Regions from separate parts of the Mus musculus genome. Here region 2 is linked to region 1. The links are chromatin loops, found by intact Hi-C in ENCODE. Cell type or tissue: left cerebral cortex. All regions are shown on one strand.

What was found. A loop is a pair of places that touch in the nucleus more often than their neighbours do. Peaks named below come from ENCODE experiments on the same cell type or tissue, not always from the same donor. Only the 100,000 strongest peaks of a DNase experiment are listed, where the experiment ranks them.
Region 2: it touches region 1 in a loop (5-fold over the local background); 35 of 42 quality-filtered maps call a loop at or near these places.

The regions. Positions count from the first base shown.
Region 1 is chr15:99,315,889-99,318,388 of GRCm38, reverse strand. It overlaps Prpf40b (pre-mRNA processing factor 40B), which reads right to left. Exons shown (of 26, transcript NM_001370635.1): 23 at 2,489-2,500; 24 at 2,241-2,302; 25 at 2,009-2,146; 26 at 1,371-1,928. The coding sequence ends at 1,836. Fmnl3 (formin-like 3) reads left to right here. Exons shown (of 27, transcript NM_011711.2): 27 at 17-1,177. Among named protein-coding and RNA genes, the nearest start is that of Prpf40b, 22 kb to the right of the region's middle. In left cerebral cortex, a CTCF peak has its summit at 1,330 (motif pointing left); DNase peaks (open chromatin) are centred at 875 and 1,321; H3K27ac peaks cover 1,478 bases.
Region 2 is chr15:99,369,306-99,371,805 of GRCm38, reverse strand. Fmnl3 (formin-like 3) reads left to right here and starts at 1,324. Exons shown (of 27, transcript NM_011711.2): 1 at 1,324-1,629. The coding sequence starts at 1,504. In left cerebral cortex, a CTCF peak has its summit at 1,211 (motif pointing right); a DNase peak (open chromatin) is centred at 1,262; H3K4me3 peaks cover 1,542 bases; H3K27ac peaks cover 793 bases.

The DNA.
Region 1 (2,500 bases):
CTTGTTTTCCCCACAGGCTTTAACCACCAACGCATGGTCGTTCACAGTCAAGTCAGGAGTGCTGTACCACCCAGTGGCCCTCCTCGAGCTCCAGGTCCCCACTGAGATCCTCCTGGAGGCAGAAGTACCTTAATTCTCAGAGTCCTGCAGATCTGGACAGTGGGCCCAGGGCCCAGCAGAAGGCTGTGTTGTTCAAGCTCCTGCTGCTCCAGCTGAGGCTGGCTCGTCCCTGTGCCACTGTGGGCACTAGGTCTATAGGGGTCTGACATTTCCCTAGTGCCCCCCATAGTGCACTTTGCCCCAAGTCTTCAACTTCATTTCCTGAAGGGTCAGTTCAGGGCTGGGAAAAACCACTTCCGGCTTCAGCACACGAGGGTACACAGCCCCCCTCTTCCCAGGGTCTAGTGGGATCCTAGAGGAGGAAGTACATCCAAGAAGAAATACGGGTCCCCCCACCCCGCCTTTGCAATCCCACAGTCAGCTCTGGTTTAGAGAGTATCCACACTAATGGATCCCTGGACTCTGCCAATATTGGATAATCTTTGCCTGGGCCCACTCTGCTGAGCCCTAGTAAAAAGGGACAGAGGAGCAATGGCAGGCCCACTGGCTGCCTGCGTCTTCAGGGTTCTTTTGTTGCTGTTCTGCTCTCCTAGACCCATGTCCCACCCACCTTGGCACCCATCTTCTTGGCTTCCTGAGCCAGCTGCTGTCCTGCATTGCCTCCTGCTCCACTTCCTTAAAACCAAAGGATTGTGGAGGAAGACCTGTGGCTTTCAAAAGTGGAAAAAGAAGGGCTAACACTTAACATGCAGAGTGGGTGGCAGTGGGAGCAGCTGACCCCTGGCGGTCTCCCTCTGGATGGGCACTTCCTGCTCCAAACAATGCAAGGAAGGGCTTGGACCCCACCCTGCCTGCTGTCTTCCCACTGATTGAAGAGCAGAGGCACTGTCTGTCCCAGCTCCAAGACTGCTAGAGGAAGGATGTGCCGCAATCTCACCTTTCCTCAGCTAGGTGGACTCTGGCCCAGGAACAGGCAACAGAGGATCTTCACAGACTATTTGCTCAATTCCCTACTGGGCTCTGACCCTGGAAGGGAATGCAGGGGCACTTTGTTTTGTATATGTATCTTTTCCTTTCTTGTACATAAATCCCAGACCTCTCAACAAAGTCTTGCACCAAGCTGTCTTCTCTTTGTCAGAGTGGCCATGAGGATATGAGTTTGGGTGGGAAGTGTTTTCCTCCATTTCAGGAGTGATGAGCCTAGATGGCAGGGGAAGCCTGGCTGGGCTTTAAACACAGGGAGGAAGCTGTCAGAACTGGAGTGCCCTCTGCTGGTCCCCAGTGGATAGTACATGAAGAGGACAAAGGAGTTGTAGATCATGTTATAAATATTATTTAAAAAACAAAACAGAACACATACATCGGGTCCCAGGGGAGAGGAAGTAGTGGTGGAGCCCCAGGGCCAGGTCAGGCAAGAGCAGGCACTGATGCTAGAGGGTGAGGACCCTGCCCTCGGCCACCCAGGCTGTGTCCAAGCAGCCTGTCTCTTTCCTGGAGACCCCTTCTCACACTATCTACTGGCATCACCCACCCCGTGGTATAGACTGCCCATCTCTGGTCTGGGGCTGAGGGCAAGGACTGCACTAGTCTGAGAACTAGGGGACCCTTGAACACCAAAAGCAACCTTGAGAGGTGCTAACAGTAGTGTGTTGGGGGTGGGTTACTTTAGGAAAAGTGGACACAGACCAGACAAGACGAAGGAGTCTGAGGCAGATGCTGAGGCGACCCTGGAGCCACTGCCTCACGAAGTCCAAGGCAGAAAGTAGCTCGTGGGGTCATTGGTGGTCGTCCAGCTGCTGTAGGAGTGTCCGCCTTCGCCTCTCCAGCTCCCCCTCACTCAGCTCGCTTTCTGACGTGTCCCAGCCTGTCTGTTGAGCAAAGGTGTGACTTACCTGAGCCCCCTAGTCTGTGTCACAGGCTGGGGCGAAAGCCAGGTCCTCCCATTCACCTTCTCCTTCTTGATTCCGAAGCCTGGGGAACGGTTAGGGAGCTCTGCCTGCCGGGGTTCCCTGTCCTGTTCCTGTTCTCTGTCTTCACTCTCCTTACCAGCTTTGTCTTCGGGGTCCGTCTCACTGTCAGGACTGGTCTGTAAGAGTTCAGAGCCCATCTCAGCAGTTGAGCGGCACAGCTGGGAGGCAGGTGACATGACTGCAGAATCTCAAGACGACTCCTCCACTCACCGACTTGTGTCTTCTTTTCTTGGTTTTCTTTTTTGGTTTCTTGGTTTTCCGAAGACCATGATCTATAGGGTTTAAAAAAAAAAATCTACGCTGAGTCCCATCGGGAGAAGGCAGCTCCTTGCCTGGGCAGAGATAGGAAGTCTTGCTCCACAGTGAGGCCCTCCCATCCCAGTCAGCCCTCAGCGGTCTGGGATTTGCTGTGCCTCTATCCCAGCACTCTAGTTCCCGGGCTCCTAGAAACTGCTTACCTGACCCAAGAA
Region 2 (2,500 bases), 53 kb before region 1:
AAGCCAGAGCAGAGTTGTTCTCCTATTTTCATACCAGTTGATAAGGTCTTATTCTAAATGCCTCTTTCACCTGTCTCTGTCTGTCAGGAAGAAGCCTTTCCCCTCCCTGGATGTCTGTGTCAAATATATCTCCCTCCCGAGTCTCTTTTGGATGGAATCCCATCCTTCCTAAAGCCAAGTCCAGGGAAGGGCATGCATGACCTCTCCAGAAAGCAGGCATTGCCACAGTGTGGCGTGCAGCAGAGTCTAGTGGTGAGCCAGCAGTCTTCGGTTCCATCAGAGCTGGAGGGCTGTGAGCAGCGGAAGGACCTAACAGATCGCTTTCTACCAAATCCAAGGCATTTACTTCCACAGTCTAACCTCTGTTCTCTGATATGCTGTTTGTATGGTTTACTGTTTGCATTGTACAGGAACTTGAGACCTGGAGAAGTCTGTGTAAGGCTCCAGAAAAAGAGATACCATCCTTGGATAATAAAATCCTCTGTGAGCCAGGCCGAAATGGACATTAGGTCACAGCAATCACCTTTTTAAAAACGTGCATTTTCTAGGTGTTTTTCCTACGTATCACACGTGTGAAGGTGTCGCGGATCCTTTGGAAATGGGAGTTACAGACAGTTGTGAGCAGCTCTGTAGTTGCTTGGAATGGAACTCAGGTCCTCCAGAGGGACAGCCATTGCTCTTAACAGCAGAGCCATCTCCAGCCCTCACAGGAATAATTTCAATCATTCTTTTTTTTTTTTTTTTTTTTTTTTGGTTTTTCGAGACAGGGTTTCTCTGTATAGTCCTGGCTGTCCTGGAACTCACTTTGTAGACCAGGCTGGCCTCGAACTCAGAAATCCACCTGCCTCTGCCTCCCAAGTGCTGGGATTAAAGGCGTGCGCCACCACGCCCGGCTAATTTCAATCATTCTTTCAAGCGCAAATTTCTCCCTCCAGTCGACAAAAGCTCAGAAGGTGGTGGTGTGACTTCTCCGGGGTTATATACATGGCTCTCACGATAAGTTGCTTTTTTTCTGAGACAGTCTTGCTATGTAGCTCAGGCTGGTCTCCAATCAAGCAGTCCTTCAGCCGCAGCCTCTCCAGTGCTGGAATGAACAGACCTGAGTCACAGATGGTGGTCTCCCTAGTGTTCCCAGTTAACTTTGCAGTCCGCGCTCTGTGGCTACATCCTCCAACAAACACAGCGATTGGATGCCCACCAAGGGCCACCAGGGCGCGCTCGCAGCCAGGCGCGAGGCCGCCGAGGGCGGGAGGCTCTGTGATTGGGAGGCGCGGCTGTCAGTTAGGCGCGGGCGGGGCGGTGGGCGGTGGGCGTGGCCTGCATGAATAAGGCGCGCTTCAGCGCGTCGAGCGCTTCGCCGCCGCCCGCCGGACTGCGAGGCGCCCCCTGAGGGGCGGAGGAATCGGGCCTGGGGAGCGGGCGCTGAGGGAGGAGCCAGGTCGGAGCGGCTGAGGGCCCTGGCGAGGAGGTGGAGGGCTGAGGCCCGGAGGAGGCCCCGCCGCGATGGGCAACCTGGAGAGCACCGACGGTGGCCCGGGCGAGCCGCCCTCCGTCCCGCTGCTGCTGCCGCCCGGCAAGACGCCGATGCCCGAGCCGTGCGAGCTGGAAGAGAGATTCGCCCTAGTGCTGGTGAGACCGGCGCTGCTGCCTTCCCGCCGCCCCCACAGCCCCCGCCGGGTCCCGCCCACCCCCGCAGCCCCGTCAACGCCTGGCCCGGCCGGCAGCTCGGAGCGGCCCGTCGGGGGTCGGGGAGGAGGGGTCCCCAAGCCCGGGACCTGCCCGAGGTCCAGACTCCTCCCTCCCCACTTCCCTCAGACTTCCCGGTCCGCTGCCGGAATTCCATTCCCGGGACCTCGCTGGTGGGACGGTTTCGGAAGCTGTTGGGTCCCCAGCCAAAATCAGGCATTTTTCCTCCTTCATGAGAGCGGGTCTCGCGTTCAGACCAGATGTTTCGGGGAGGAAAAGGGGGGATTGGAGAAGGGGCTGGCTGCCCATGGGGGTGGGGGGTGGGATAAGAAGCGATGCCATTCTACTTATTTCAGGACCGCCTGCAGGCATCCTGCTAAGTTATAGTGGATTTGCCTAGGCTGAACATGTGGATAAGCCATTTGACTAGACAGTTTTTTCCCCCCAATTGAAACAATACACAAACCATCCCGCCTGGTTTTTTATCCTCCCTCGTTTCATGTTAAACTTTGGTGACTGGTTCGTGTACCGTTGCTTGTGGTTCTTTGTAGTCCTTCTGTGGTTTCAAAAGGGATGGTTTCTAAAGACGAACTGATTCTCCTTTGCCCTGGGGCTTGGACGTTGATGTGAGTGACTCTGAATAGAGAGGTTAGTAGCAGGTATCACTGAGAGGAAGCTGGACCATGTTCAACATGAAGCTTTAAAAAAAAAATGAACATAACGCTAACAGATAAATCTGAAAAACTTGGGGAAATAGCTTTCACTTCTTCCCCCAAAGAGCTATTAGGAGATAGTAATAATTCTGGTGTATTGT